2 separate regions of the Homo sapiens genome follow, and region 2 is linked to region 1. A link is a loop called in an ENCODE intact Hi-C map of the cell type or tissue named here. Cell type or tissue: OCI-LY7. All regions are shown on one strand.

Region 1 (8,000 bases):
CTGAGGGATCATCTCCTTAATCTGTCAGTTTCCTCATCTCTGAAGTTGGGCTCATTTCCTTCCTTCATGGAGTTATTGTAAAGATGAAGATAAATAACGTGTAAAATCTAGCATGGGAACTGGCTTCTATAAGGTTCTAATAAGTGCATTCCTACTCCTTCCCCTCAGCCTTCCCATTTGTAAAAGCAAGGCAGGGGTGAGGTGATTTCTGGGGCTCCTTTTGGCTCTGACATTTGAGGATTTTGTATACTTTTTTTTTTTTGAGACAGAGTCTTGCTCTGTCACCCAGGTTGGAGTGCAGCTCAATGCAAATTCCGCCTCCCAGGCTCAAGCAATTCTTATGTCTCAGCCTCCTGAGTACCTGGGATTACAGGCAGGCACCACCACCCCCAGCTAATTTTTTTGTATTTTCAGTAGAGACGGGGTTTTGCCATATTGGCCAGGCTGGTCTTGAACTCCTGACTTCATGTGACCCACCCATCTCAGCCTCCCAAAGTGCTGAGATGACAGGTGTGAGCTACCGTGCCTGGCCAATTTTGTGTGCTTTAATGCCCTTTTCTGCTGGAAGAGTTGGCACCAGGTTTGGTGATCTCTTTCCCCCACACGGCTCTGCCTCCTGCCAGTCCCAGAGGGGACCCTGTCCTTGCATTTCACAGGATTCTGCTGTTGCAACTGAAATTCCAGTAGGTCAAAGTGAAATTTCTCATACACTTTAACATGAAGATAAATGATCACAGTATGGCCCTTTAGGATCCTGAGAACATCACGGTCATCCCCTGGTATAATTTTAAAAGCAGATGAATCCATGCCTGTGCGAGGTTTGCCAGGAAAGCCAGTGCTGGGATTACAGTGGAAGTCTTTTTATGCTACTTTTTTCTTGTATCCCTCACCCCATGGGGTGGCATATTGAAAGGCAGGATGTGTGACCACGATACTTTTCTCCTCCTGGACTATGTCTAAGAGTCTGTTATTGGGTTCTGAAGATCAGAGTTTAATTTCCGACTCCTCTCTGTGTAGCTCTGGGATCTTGGAAAGCCACTTAACCTTTCTGAAGTCCCCTTTCCTCATCTCTAAAATGCATACACTCATCACTAACATTTACTGAGCACTGACATGTGCCAGACACCATTCTAAGCATTTTACACAGACTACACCATTTGATCTTCCAACAAACAGAACACTGAAACGCATTACAGGTCAGAACAAATGATTTGTGCCTAAGCACCAAGACCGTAGAGCCCGTGCTCCCTATTCTACCCTATCCTGTCTCTCAAAATGATTGTGAGAATCGAATGAGACACTAGGTGAGAAAAGGGTTTTATAAATAGCATTTTAAAAATTTTTTAAAGTCCACAAAATTTTTAATTTTAATACAGATAAAATAGATCCCTTTGTTTTATAAAAAGTAACAAAATTTGTTATACAACAACTATGTTATTTATTAATTTTGCCTTTTTGTATGCTGCCAGGAAAGAAACATTAAGAAATCTTAAATTGATTATGGTGAATCAGAAGGTCTGCCTGGACTTTTTATTGCTCTAACTGTACAGCTGATCATACTACCTCATTTTTTTTTATGACACTTCAAGGGTGCGCTTAGCTTCATCACTCCTTCGTTGCCAAAAGCTTTGTGACCAAAAACAATTAAGCAGATTCCTGAGTCACTAAATGACACATAACCAGAGTTGAGACTTAGGAACTTTTAGTGCCATGCTAAGCCCACAGGGACACAACAAATAGCATTTTACAAAGGCAAAGAATTGTGACACTTGAGATTTAGCTTGTTGATCCTTGTAAAAGTTTTCTTTTTAGGCATAATTGAGTTTTAGATCATAGTACTCACTATTACTTAGTAATAATTTTTTTCTGATAGAAATACAGTGTAACAGGCCGGGCGCAGTGGCTCATGCCTGTAATCCCAGCACTTTGGGAGGCCGAGGCGGGCGGATCACTTGAGGTCAGGAGTTTGAGACCAGCCCGGCCAACATGGTGAAATCCCATCTCTACTAAAAATACAAAAAATTAGCCAGGTGTGGTCGTGGATTCCTGTGATCCCAGCTACTTGGGAGGGTGAGGCAGGAGCATCAGTTGAACCCAGGAGGCGGAGGTTGCAGTGAGCCAAGATGGTGCCATTGCACTCCAGCCTGGGCCACAAAGCGAGACTCCACTTCAGAAACAAAAAAAAAAGAGAGAGAGAAAAGAAGGAAGGAAGGAAGGAAGGAAGGAAAGAAGGAAGGAAGGAAGGAAAGAAGGAAGGAAGGAAGGAAGGAAAGAAGGAAGGAAGGAAAGAAGGAAGGAAGGAAAGAAGGAAGGAAGGAAGGAAGGGTAACAAGCAAAGTGTAACAATGGCAATATCTAAAAAAATAGGTATTTTTATATGTTTGTCGTTTTATATATATGACCCCCACTTTAGAGATGAGGAAACTGAGAGATTAAGGAAACGATCCCTGAGAGACTCTGTTCTGACTTCCAAATCGGTGAGCTTTCCATCGCATCACGGTGCCTCCGAAAGCATGACACGGAGCTTCTCAGACTCAGCTTCCTAATCCGCTAAACGGGATTATGTGAGATGAGGAACATGAGAACGCTGACATGGGTGAGGGTTCCTTGGAGTATCATTTTCATGTGGCATTTTCAAAACTTATTTTACCTAATCTTCCCAAAGCCCTGCTTTTGACTCTAATGTGTCTCCTGAGACTTGGAGAGCGCAAGATGCTAGCGACAGAGCAAGACTCCATCTCCAGATAAATAAATAAGTAAAATAAAAAAGAACACAAATAATTTTGAAAATTTTTTTGAAAATTAGGCACGTTTGCACTGACCTTCAATTGTTATTAATTGCTGGTTTCCCACCCAGAATTAAGTTGGAATGCAACTTTCTTTTACAATCAGAGTCCGTTCTTGGTCTTGGAAACTTCTGAGGCTCCTGTGCTAATCACACTCTTGTATTTTTGGCACCTCTACCCCGTGCCACTGTCATGGAACCCAGGCTGATCGCACCTATTAGTGGAGAAATCTGTCCATAATACTGAAGTTTGGGGACAAACAGTGTTCCCTTAGGGTAGGAGAAAGAGATCTTTATTTTTGACAAAGGGGGAGGAGCCAGAAAACTCCAGAGACCCCTGAGTTTGCCCTCTCTCCAAGGTTTGGGGTAAGCCCCCCGTCACCCTTTATCTCTGGGGCTTTCACATATTCTGGATTCTCTCCTCCTGTTTCCCAGCAGAAAAGGATGGAGCCTCACAGATTCTTCCCATTTCTGGAGAAAAACATGCATGGAGCTCAAAGTTCTTCTCAGGAGTTTTATTGCCAAAGCCATAATAAGAAAGGGTGGAGGTGACAAGCAGTGAGGAAGTTTAAAGATGCATGAAATCTGTAAAGTCTCAGAACAAGAATTCTCCTAAAATGCAAAAGGGGCTTTGCTGGTCTCCCCTTGGCTTCTCATGTAGCTCACCTCTTTTTTCTTATCTTGAGACTAGTCAAACCTAAGCTGTTTCTCATTTTATTTCCAGAAGCTATTGAGAACACTCTCCTGAATTCTTCAAATTCAGTAGAGGGCGACAAATGTACATATAAATGATGGTAGTGGGTCTTAAATAAAGACTCATGACACCTAAAGGGGCAGCACCTGAGTCTGATTGCACCTGTTTCTGTTGCTGTTTCTGTCTCTCTTCTCTCTGTCTGCCATTTCATTATCAATGGTTACTTTACTTATAAGATCATATTAGAACCTGATATTTGATAAATGATGCATCAGATCTATAGTGAGAGAAAAAATTAATGCAATTAAAGGTGTTGTAACAGCTAGTCTTCAAGTGGGGAGAAATCATTTGAGTACCTTAGGTCACAGCTTACATCAAAACAAAAAATCAGAGCTACATTAAAAAGTGAAATTTTAACTATATCAAACAATAGAAAAAAACAGAAGAAAATTGAATACTTACTAAATCTTAGCATGAATAAGAACTGTTTAACACTTAGAGGCAAGGACTGGGCGTGGTGGCTCATGCTTTTAATCCCAGGACTTTGGGAGCCCAAGGCGGGCGGATCACCTGAGGTCAGGAGTTTGAGACTAGCCTGGCCAACATGGTGAAACCCCGTCTCTACTAAAAAATGCAAAAATTAGCTGCGTGTGGTGGTGCATGCCTGTAATCTCAGCTACTTGGGAGGCTAAGGCATGAGAATCGCTTGAACCTGGGAGGTGGAGGCTGTAGTGAGCCGAGATTGTGCCACTGCACTACAGCCTGGGTGACAGTGTGAAATCCTCTCTCTCAAAAAAAAAAAAAAAAAAAAGCAAACTAGAGCAGTGAGGTACCATTATTTCCTTTGCTCACTAAACTGACAACACACAAATGTTTTTTATAATACCCAAAGCTGATGAGGGTAGTTAAGGTATGCCCTTTTATACACACACTAATGATGTACTACTGGTTGGCAGTATAACATATGCTGCCATGTGGGGATATGTATCAGGAGACTTAAAAATGTGCATACCTTTTGGTCCAGTAATTTACTTCTGGGAATCTGTCATAACAGAATAATAATCTTGGGGAAAGCTACATGCCTAAGGATATTTAAAATATTATTTAAAAATCAAAGTATAATTTCTTACAGAATATAAAATAATATTTTAAAATGAAAATATGCTAAAAGTTTGATGAAATATAAATGGTCAAATATATATTGATTATATCCACTTACTAGACTAGCACTCACTCTGAGACGTTAAAAATAGTCATTATAAAAACTAGAAAATGCCAAAGACAAAATAAAGGAATAAAGTTTTACATAAAGTATGATTCCACTATGTTTAAAAATAAACAGAGACATTCTTGGAGTTGAGTATTGTTTTCTTTTCTGTCATGTCCAAAGAACTATATAACTATTATTTTTAATGAACTATATATGTAATATATACATATAGTTTATATGTATATACAAAATTTATCTCATATATATGATAAAGATGAAAGATGAGTTGGATGTGCCACGTGAAGAGGGTAGTATAGAACCCCAGGTAATGGGGCATAGGAGTGGGATTCCAGATACCAGGCCCATGTTTTTGGGGTGAGATTGCCAATCACGGTCTTTCTTCCATCCCTCACAGAGGAGTAGGTTTGTCTTCAACAAACCTTCAGTTGTCCTGAAGACAAACCTAATTCTGGAGACTTCATATAATCTAGAAGAGACAAGCAAACTGATGAAAAATAGTGAATTTTTAAGGTAAAATAAAGTACATGGACTACACTTTGTTTAGAATCAGATTCTTGGGATTAACCACATTAACCCACAGAGGGTCTTAGTGATGCCTCTAATCCAGGATCCTAGGACCTATTTCTCTCTGTGAGATGCTTTCTCCCAACTCCTTGGTGAGAGTGGGAAGACTAAGACCTCAGCAATCTGAGGTGGAGGCCTAAGATCCCCCTAAGATCGGAGGCAGAATCTGAGAGGGGATAAAAGTCCCTATACCTGTATTGGGCCCTTTTCTGGGAGGGGGATATCAAAGAATGATTTTGAGACAGGGAGGCTTTTGACTACCTGTGCCACTTGAGCTCTTTGCTAGGGCTCCAGAATACATATTTCAAATACATTCCCCCTCCCTCCTTCCTTCCCTCTTCCACTCTTCCTTTTTATCTTCCTTTCTTCTTTTCCTTCCTCCTTCCCTTCCTTTCTCTGGCTCTCTCATGATTTCTTTTCCTCATTATAAAAGTGCTTATTTAGTCCCTACTCTGCTATTAGTGTGTTAGTCTTTGTCCCCTGGTACTTGCTGTTTAATGGAGAAATGGGTGAGCAAAACAGAAATTACAGCAGAGTGCAATGATAGAGCTAAGCCAGGTGTATAAATCCATTCTCACACTGCTGTAAAAAACTACTTGAGACTGGGTAATTTATAAAGAAAAGAGGTTTAATTGACTCACAGTTCCACAGGCTGTACAGGAAGCATGGCTGGGGAGGCCTCAGAAAACTTACAATCATGGTGGAAGAAAGAGCGAAGGGGAAGCAAGCACATCACACAGCAGCAGGAGAGAGAGAGAGAAAGAGAGAGAGAGAGAATATAGGGGAAGTGCTACACACTTTCAACCAGATCTTGTGAGAATTCACCTACTATCATGAGAACAGCAAGGGATAAGTCTGCCTCCATGATTCAGTCACCTCCTACCAGGCCCCTTCTCCAACACATGTCGACGTGCTATTTGGGTGGGGACACAGACCCAAACCATATTACCAGGGCACTGGAGAAACACAGAGGGGAAAGAACCAGCCAAGGAGTGAGATGGAGAACAAGGAGGACTTCTTGAAACAGATGACATCCAAACTGGGTCCTGAAAGCTGAATAGAGATTAGACAGGGGAGGAGGGGCAGCTAAAGATGGCTCAGGCAAACAAAGGGCCAGGGGATATGTTCATGGGATGATGTGTCTCTCGTTGTCTGCTTAACACAAGGTGAGTCTCTCCCTCCCTCTCTCTCTCTTTTTCTCTGTGTGTGTTTGTGTGTGTGCATGTGTGCAAATGTAATATACCCAATAGTCAAACATGTGCCCCAGGAGAGGGGTAGAGGAAGAAAGAGAATGAGAGAGTAAGAAGGAGGAATAGACACAGAAAATGAGAGAGAAGGGGGGAAAGAAAAAGAAGAAAGGAGCCAGAGGAGAGAAGCTGGTTAGCATTGAATGGAGCAATCTGTGTCATCGTACTTGGGAAACCCAAGGATGGATTCTTGGCAAGTCGACTCTTGGAGCTTTCCCTGTGCTTGGTCCTGTGCTCAGACATGGGAAAATTAGAGGAGTGTCATCTGTGCAATCACTGAATTCATAATCTTGGTGAGGAAAGGAGACTACACACAGGGAATAATGCTAAGTATTACAGATTTCAGGGCAGAAAGAGATCAAGGTGGGCTGCAATATTCAGAAAAGTCTTCCTGGAAAAGTTGAATACTTAGAAAGCAGCTCCTAGAAGTAGACTCTGCTGAGATGGACGGAGTCCTTTGTAGGTCCCAACTGGGTGTGTGTGTGGGGTCTGTCTCTCCATGGCTGACAGTGCACATGTGGATTCCAGGGCTCAGGATGCTGTTGCTGGGAGCTGTTCTACTGCTATTAGCTCTGCCCGGTCATGACCAGGAAACCACGACTCAAGGGCCCGGAGTCCTGCTTCCCCTGCCCAAGGGGGCCTGCACAGGTTGGATGGCGGGCATCCCAGGGCATCCGGGCCATAATGGGGCCCCAGGCCGTGATGGCAGAGATGGCACCCCTGGTGAGAAGGGTGAGAAAGGAGATCCAGGTAAGAATGTTTCTGGCCTCTTTCATCACAGACCTCCTACACTGATATAAACTATATGAAGGCATTCATTATTAACTAAGGCCTAGACACAGGGAGAAAGCAAAGCTTTTTTATGTTAACCATAAGCAACCTGAAGTGATTTGGGGTTGGTCTTCCAAGGATGAGTGTAGATGGTGCCTCTATAACCAAGACTTTGGCTTTGCTGCATCTGCAGCTCCTTTTCCATCCCCTTTCCCATCTTCACCCTCATCCCTATTCCCAGTACATTCATATTCTGATTCCTCTTTCTGTCTGCTTAACTTCCATTTCACCCAGTGGCATTCAACCACATTTACTGCACACCCCCTGAAAGGCTCAGTCCTGCCTTTGGGGAACTCTTGATCTAGGTAAGATGTCTAATGTGCAAGGCTCTGTTGGTGGTTACTACAAGAAAGTCTACTCTAAAAATGTCAAACTGAATGTGAACAAGTATTCAAAGTATGGAGCATAGAGAAAATATACTCACCGTGGACCTGATGAAGAATGAAGGCTTCAAGGAGGAGGCAGAGCTTCAGCTAGGCCTTGAATGATGGGTAGGCAGAATAGAGGAGGAGAGACATCCTAGATGGAGGGGGTAGAATTGCAAAACCAGGGTTGATGGTGCCAGCACATAAAGGGCTGGCAGGGTGGAGGGTCTATGATAGAGACCTATAGGAGATAAAGATAGAGTTGAAATTATGGGAGCCTCCA
Region 2 (8,000 bases), 150 kb after region 1:
CAAAGGCAAGAAGGCAACGACGTTCCATCTGTGGAAGGACCTACCAACCAGGTATCTCTGGTGACAGGGCTCATCTCATAGGTGGCCCACTGTACATCATACCCTGATGTTTTCTTTGCATGACGTGCTATAGAATTCCAGGCTCATGCACACCTTTCTGCTCTCCTGTTTTGCAAATGTCTGCACTCTAGAGTCCTTCCTGTTGGCCACTACATACGTGTCCCCCGCTTCTTGCCCCTCTCTGCTTGGGTCCCTGCTACACTGGTATCCTGCACTTTCCACCTTGTATTGCCAGTTTGTTTCCAAGGCCATCTCCACTTTGAGCTTGTTCATGACCACCTCACACAGCACACTTGGTCTGTGTGGTGGTTTGAGGGGTTCTGTCTGTACACTGTGCTTTGGCTGTGTTGGAGGCGGGCAGGTGGGAAGGAAGAAATGTATTCTTGGGGAGATTTGTTTTTAGAGACATGAGACATGGAAAATAGTTAAGTAATAATATAATATGGGAGGCATGGACTATCAGAGGAGGCAGGCAGGACTGCCCAACCTCCTCACTGGGCACGTTACGCTACTTCCTCCTGACCTCTATAGTCCTTTGCATTTATCAAGCACTGTCATACGTGTTATCTCATGCAATGACCAGGGTGTCACCCCCTGTTTTGTAAGTGACAAAACTGTCACTCAGAGGGATGAAATGACATGCTAAAGGTCATCTAGTTAGTAATGGTGGAATCAGGGCTGGAGCCCAGTCTTCTAAGCCTAGTTCCTATTCTGCTCTTCATCATCTGTCTCAGGATGGTAAACTGAGGCCTGGAAAGGAGAAGGAACTCACCCAGCCTAAAGATTAAGGGTTTTATGCTGGCCACGGTGGCTCATGCCTCCCAACATTTTGAGAGGCTGAGGTGGGAGGATTGCTTGAGTCCAGGAGTTTGAGCCCAGCCTGGGCAACATAGTAAGACCCTGTCTTTACAAAAAATAAAAAAAAATAGCCAGGTGTGGTAGCACACACCAGTAGTCACGGCTACTCAGGAGGCTGAGGCGAGAGGATCACTTGAGCCTGCGAGATCGAGGCTGCAGTGAGCCGCAACGGAATCATTGCGCTCCAGCCTAGGACAGAGTGAGACTCTGTCTCAAAAAGAAAAAAAAAAAAAGATTTTAGACAGTGCTGACCATATTGAGACAATGCTGACTGGTGAGTGGGGACGGAGAAATAAAGAACTAACATTGTGCAGAACTGTGTTCTCAGCCAGTGCTATCTAATGGAAATAGAAAGCAAGCCACAAGTGTGGGCTGCATACGTAGTTTTCAGATTTGTAATAGACACATTAAAAAAGCAAAAAGAGGCCGGGCATGGTGGCTCGTGCCTATAATTCCAGCACTTTGGGAAGCTGAGGCAGGAGGATCACTTGAGCCCAGGAGTTAGAGACCAGCCTGGGCAACACCCTGTCTCTATTGTTATTTTTATAAAATTTAATTGTTTAAAAAATACGGGAAGTAAAAAGAAACAGATGAAATTAATTTAAACAACATAGAACTACACAGGGGTTAAGGGCACTAGCTCCCTGTGCAGTTGAAAGTCCATGTATATTTTCTGAAAGTAGACTCTGAAAAATAAGAAAAAGAAAGAAAATCCACGTATAACTTTTGACGGTCCCTAAACTTAATACGAATATCCTGTTAACCAGAAGCCTTACTGATAACATAAAAAACTGATGAACACATATTTTATATGTTATGTGTTTTATATACTGTATTCTTGTAATAAAGTAAGCTAGGGAAAAGAATGTTAGGAAAATCATAAGAAAGAGAAAATGTATTTATTATTTAGTAAGTGGAAGTGGATCCTCATAAAGGTCTTCATCCTCATCATCTTCACATTGAGCAGGCTGAGGAGGAGGAAGAGGAGGGATTGGGTTTGTTTCAGGAATGGCAGAGGTAGAAGGAGGGCGAGGGGGAGGCAGGAGAGACAGGCACACTTAGTGTAACTTTTATTGAAAAAATCTGCATATAAATGGAACTGTGCTGTTTAAGGATCAACTGTATTTTATTTAACTCAATATATTCAAAATACTCTTACTTTCTCATGTAATCAATATAAAATTACGAATCATACTTTCTACATTCCTTTTTCCATAAGAAATCTTCAGTGTGTATTTTTACACTTACAGCACGTCTCATCTGGCCTAGCCACATCTGGCTAGTGGCTGTTGCATTGTGGAGCCCAGTTCTAAGCATTTTACGTATATTATTTCATATAGTTCAATAATCACGTGAAAAGTTTATTACAGAACTATCTAATGGTTGAGGAAATGAAGCCCAGAGAGGTTAGGTAACTTGCCTGGGGGGCACGAAGCTGGAAAGCAACAGAACTGGATCCTGGCCTCTCCCTCCTCTTCCCACTGTGGCCAACTGCCAGCCGACCAGGAAGGGGGCCCGGGGGCAATGCAGGGGTATCTTATTTCCAAACCATTGTTAAACTTGCTCTTGTGGAGGCAGCTGGCCCTGGGGAAGTAAAGGGAATCCTCCTTTTTAAATGCATATGCGAAAGTTAAGGGAATCCTTTCACTAGGCGGTAAGCCTCTGTCTAGGGCCGTGGGACCATTAACACCACTCGCCTCGTAGAAGGTGTGTGTCATTCAAGGTGATAATGCATAGGAACAGCTCAGCTATGTCAGGGCCAGGCCATTATGGGTGCTGAATAAATGTGTTTCTGTCCCCTATGCTAAGGCAAGACATCCGGGGAAGAAGTAGGCCCGGATTTGTCGCCTTGAAGGAAGACTACTATAATCTCTTTTTTTTTTTTTTTTGAGACGGAGTCTCACTCCGTAGCCCAGACTGGAGTGCAGTGGCACGATCTCGGCTCACTGCAAGCTCCGCCTCCCTGGTTCAGGCCATTCTCCTGCCTCAGCCTCCCGAGTAGCTGGGACTACAGGAGTGCACCACTGCGCCTGGCTAATTTTGTATTTTTAGTAGAGATGGGGTTTCACCGTGTTAGCCAGGATGGTCTCGATCTCCTGACCTCATGATCCTCCCGTCTTGGCCTCCTAAAGCACTGGGATTACAGTCATGAGCCACCGTGTCCAGCCAAGACTACTATATTCTAATGGAGGGTAAGTGGAGTAGGAGGGCCATGTGCGTGCTCTGGGGGCAACAAACTTGGTGCTAAACTTGTTTTTCTTGTTTTACTCACAAACATTATGACAGCAGTAAAGATACACTTTTATTTATTTATATTTTTTTTAGAGACAGAGTCCTCCTCTGTTGCCCAGGCTGGAGTGGCTATTGTAGTTCACTGCAGCCTTGAACTTGTGGGCTTGGGATCCTCCTGTCTCAGCCTCCTGAGTAGCTGGGACTATAGGCGTGCACTATCACACTGAGCTATTTTAAGAACATTTTTGTAGAGTATGTTGGCCAGACGGATCTTGAACCTCTGGCCTCCAGCATTCTTCCTGCCTTGGCCTCTCAAAGTGATGGGATTCATAAGCATGAGTCATGGTGCCCAGCCAAGATACATTTTTAAAATGTATCCTGCCTCCTGACACATTACTGTTCACTTGTAACAATGGTCACTTGTAATCATAGTCTGTTTGCAAAGCAAGCTTTTAATAGAATTACAATTTTAGTGTTGACCAAAAGTTTATTTTGGGCCGGATGTGGTGGCTCACGTCTGTAATCTCAGCACTTTGGGAGGCTGAGGTGGGTGGATCACCTGAGGTTAGGAGTTCGAGACCAGCCTGGCCAACATGGTGAAACCCCATCTCTACTAAAAATACAAAAAAAAAAAAAAAAAATTAGCTAGGCTTGGTGGAGGTGCCCGTAATCCCAGCTACTCGGGAGGCTGAGGCAGGAGAATCGCTTGAACCCGGGAGGCCGAGGTGGCAGTGAGCCAAGATTTTGCCATTGCACTCCAGCCTGGGTGACAAGATCGAGACTCTGGCTCAAAAAAAAGTTTATTTTGTTTCTATAAACATTGTTTTTCATCTTTATAGTGCATGTCTTTTGTTAATGGCTTCATAGGCAATCGATGGACTTCTGGATCACAATTTTGCTTGTTCCTATGGCTAGATATTTAGGTTGTTCCAAATTTTCTCAGCATTACATTTGATGCTACAGTAGGCACCCACACATTTATGTTTCTTTTCTGTTTTTCAACTATTGTTGGTTGTTCTGAGGTATTTTCGTAAGGTTTCACTTCTGTTTTCCCAGCCATGAGTGATACATGAGCACAACTGTTTTGCTATTAATCACCAGCATTGGGTGTGAAAATTTACTCAAAGTTTTGCTAAATTTAACTGGAGTAGAAATGGGCCATGCATTTGTGCGTACTTCCCCAGATGCTTTTTAGAACAGTGCTTGTGTAACTGACCAGAGTGTCAGGTGAGGCCATTGTTGGCAGAAAGGTGCCTTCCTCGGGAGAAGGTGGGTTACACAGCTTTTCTTTGCAGATGAATGGTGAGAGCCAAACCCGAAGACCCACAGGTTTCAAGCTGGCCATGTGGCTTCACTAAGTTTGGCCTCAACTTCCCACAGTGGCACAGAAGCGAGGTAGAACTCAGTGTTCCTACCCGAACCCTGGACATTCTGAAATGTCCACAGCCCGAGGAAAGGGATGACCTGCATGTCACTTTCCATACCCTCCACTGCACATAGATCTGTCTCAGGCATTGAATCAGAGGGATGTGTGACTTTGGACAAATTATTTTACCTTTCTCTGCCTCATTTCTTCATCTAAAATCAGGTGACAGCAATGTCTCCCTGTAATATTGCAGTGGGGATTAAATCTGTTAATACTTGAAAAGTGCTGAGATCAGTGCCTGGCACATAAGTAGTGCTCAATAACTGTTGTAAACCTGGGTTTGGATCTCACTTCCATTGCTTTCTGGAGGCCCACTTTGGTCAAATGGCTGACCTTTCTGGACTTCAGCTTCATCTGTAAAATGGGATTATGGCATCTACTTCAGCATCATGTTAGGGGTTTAAGTGAGAAAATGCATTTCACACAGTGTCCTGCACATAAAGGGCCCACCATATATGTAATGAAAAACAAACAAACGGCCGGGCTCAGTGGCTCACTCCTGTAATCTCAGCACTTTGGGAGGCCCAGGCGGGCAGATCACGAGGTCAGGAGTTTGAGACCAGCCTGGTCAACATGGTGAAACCCCGTCTCTACTAAAAATACAAAAATTAGCCGGGTGTGGTGGCGCGCGCCTGTAATCCCAGCTACTCAGGAGGCTGAGGCAGGAGAATTGCTTGAACCCGGGAGGCGGAGGTTGCAGTGAGCCGAGATCACGCCACTGCACTCCAGCCTGGACAACAGAGTGAGACTTTGTCTCAAAAAAAAAAAAAAAACCCAAAAACAAAACAAACAAACAATGTTTTTAGCTTTATTTTCTACTCTACCAAAGAGAGAGCTTTGTTGCCTTATATTGGTGTTGTAATTAGCTGTTAGATCTGACCATATTTTCTGTTATGGTGTATTTTTAAGTCCACATTCTAGGTTTAAGGCCATCTTGAAACAAATGGGAGGCAAATCAACATTTTCGTGTGTCTGAAGCTTTTAATGTAATTTTGTTTTGGAGATGAATGAGCTCATAATTCCACAAAGAAGGGATGATATTTCATATACTTATTAGTTTAGTGATTTCCCTCCCACACTTAGTGTCAAACTGTCAGGTTTATGGAAGCTATCAAATGTTTCTTTATGCTCAGCAGCACAGATCAAAGTTGTCTACATGATAAGGTAAAAAACATATTCTTTAGGAAATGCAAAGAAATGACCCAAAAGACCCTTGAGCACAGCTCATTCCTCTCCCTGGTCTGTCCAACTTTCCCTCAGGAAAAGTCAATGTAGTCATTATGTCTGGAAAATGCCAAGGACTTCTTTCCCTCATTTTTTACATGGCCTTGCACTCTGTGAGGCATTGGCTGGGAGGTTCATTGTGGCTTTCTTGCCGCTAAGCATCTCCTCTCTGCCAACATCTCATCAATTCCTGTCTGTGCCAATTACCTTTGCTTAGGATTTGGGGTGAGGAAAGTTGTGTGATTTGTCTGTTTCTGTTTCTGGGTAAAATCTCAACTCTGGGCGTATCAGCAGAAAGGGTTCTGAAATGTCCCTTGATTCAGATGATTCTGAATCAATAGCATGTATGTGTGTGTGCATAATTACCCTTACCCAGAAAATTCTCCATTATAATTCTTTAAAAGCACAGGTTCACAAATTATTAGAAAGTATATTTTGTATACTATTTACGGTAGCAAAATATCAAATGCAAGAAGCAAGTTTAATTAAAGATAGGCAAGACATTTTACTGAAGAATATAAAACATTAGTAAGAGAAATAAAACAATGGCTTATGCAATTATGGAAACTGACAATTACCAAGATCTGCGACTGGCAAGGTGGAGGCCCAGGAGCAGCAATGGTGCAGTTCCAGTCTGAGTCCAAAGGCCTGAGAACCAGGGAAAGCCAATGGCGTAGTTCTAGTGCAAATGCCAGTTGGCCTAAGGCCTTTCAGTTTGAGTCCAAAGGCAGGGGGAAAAAAACCCCAAAACCAAACCAAACCAAAACAACAACAGCAAAAACAATGCCCCAGCTCAAGGCAGTCAGACAGGAGGAGCTCCCTCTTACCTGTGGGAAGGTCAGCCTGTTTTACTGTATTCAGGCCTTTAACCGATTGGATAAGGCCCACCGTTAGAGAGGGGGCAATCTGCTGTACTCAGCCTGCTGATTCCAGTGCTAATTTTATCCAAAACAACCTCATTGAAACACCCAGAATATTTGACTAAATATCTGGGTACTCTGTGGCGCAGTCCAGTTGACACATAAAATCAGCCATCACCATCAATTTGGGGGAAAATTGACATTTTAACAAAATTGAATCTTTCAGTTGATCAGCATGGTATATATCCTCCATTTATTTAGATCTTTTATTGCTCTCACTAGTGTTTTGTAGTTTTCAGTAAAAAGTCTTGCCTATCTTTAATTAAATTTGCTTCTTGGCATTGGATACTTTGCTACTGTAAACAGTATATAAGATATATTTTCCAATGATTTGTGAAATTTTGCTTTTGAAGAATTATAATGGAGAATTTTTAGGAGAAGGATAATTGAAAATCCGTCAGACAGCAGTGAAGTTTAGGAACTACCATTCTGGACATAACCATACATCATTAATAAAATATTCCTTACATCCCTATGCTACTTTATTATTGCCAAAACATTTTTTTTTCCTTTGGTCCTCGTAAGGGTTCTTAGAAAGAGACAGAAGAGCTATTATTTCTACTTTCATACAAGGAAATGTGGCCTCAGGGATTGATGTGGTTTGAATATATGTCCCCACCAAATCTCATGTTGAAATGTAACCCCCAGTGCTGGAGGTGGGGCCTGCTGGGAGGTGTTTGGGTCATGGGTGTGGATCTTTCATGGCTTGGAGCTGTCCTCACAACAGTGAGTTCTCATGAGATCTGGTTGTTTCAAAGTGTGTAGCACCTTCCCCACCACTGCCTCTTGCTTTTGCTTTCGCCATGTGATGTGCCTGCTTCTGCTTCACCTTCCACCATAACTAAAAGCTCCCTGAGGCCTCCCCGGCAAGTGAGCAGATGCTGGCACCATGCTTGTGCAGCCTGCAGAGCTGTGAGCCAATTAAATCTCCTTTCTCTGTAAATTACCCAATCTCAGGTATTTATAGCAATGGAAGAACAGACTAACACAGGGAGACTATCTGAAAGTCCTATGACTAGCAAGTGGCAGAGCCAGCCCCAGAGCCCAGGACTTTTCCTAAGAGAGAGGTCCTGCTTCTGATACCAAAGTTTTTCTATAGAAAGATGGCCTTTTATAAGCATTACTGAGAAGATACCTCCAGGTGCCCAGGAAGAATCTCCTGCTTGTAGCCTCCATAGGCAGTGTAGGAGGAAGGGAAGAAAACAGCAGAGTGGACCAAGGTAGCAATATGTAATACACTAGAGTCGGGAGCGAGAATGATGTCCTGTTAGCTTATACGG

What was found. Hi-C counts contacts between places; a loop is a spot of excess contacts. Peaks named below come from ENCODE experiments on the same cell type or tissue, not always from the same donor. Only the 100,000 strongest peaks of a DNase experiment are listed, where the experiment ranks them.
Region 2: it touches region 1 in a loop (3-fold over the local background); 6 of 110 quality-filtered maps call a loop at or near these places.

Annotation. Positions count from the first base shown.
Region 1 is chr3:186,846,002-186,854,001 of GRCh38, forward strand. ADIPOQ (adiponectin, C1Q and collagen domain containing) reads left to right here. Exons shown (of 3, transcript NM_004797.4): 2 at 7,050-7,271. The coding sequence starts at 7,058. It overlaps ADIPOQ-AS1 (ADIPOQ antisense RNA 1), which reads right to left. Exons shown (of 4, transcript NR_046662.2): 3 at 7,777-7,871; 4 at 5,885-7,241. Among named protein-coding and RNA genes, the nearest start is that of ADIPOQ, 7.3 kb to the left of the region's middle. RefSeq lists an enhancer at 1-7,049 and a silencer at 1-2,723. In OCI-LY7, CTCF peaks have their summits at 3,558 (motif pointing right) and 3,757; a DNase peak (open chromatin) is centred at 3,570.
Region 2 is chr3:186,996,623-187,004,622 of GRCh38, forward strand. The region is part of intron 2 of ST6GAL1 (ST6 beta-galactoside alpha-2,6-sialyltransferase 1); the gene reads left to right. Among named protein-coding and RNA genes, the nearest start is that of ST6GAL1, 70 kb to the left of the region's middle. RefSeq lists enhancers at 1-294, 1,055-1,164, 1,748-2,638, 2,639-3,529, 4,068-4,287 and 2 more and a silencer at 625-704. In OCI-LY7, no CTCF peak of the experiment used is centred here; DNase peaks (open chromatin) are centred at 1,049, 2,709, 3,539, 4,249 and 1 weaker place; H3K4me3 peaks cover 6,738 bases; H3K27ac peaks cover 8,000 bases.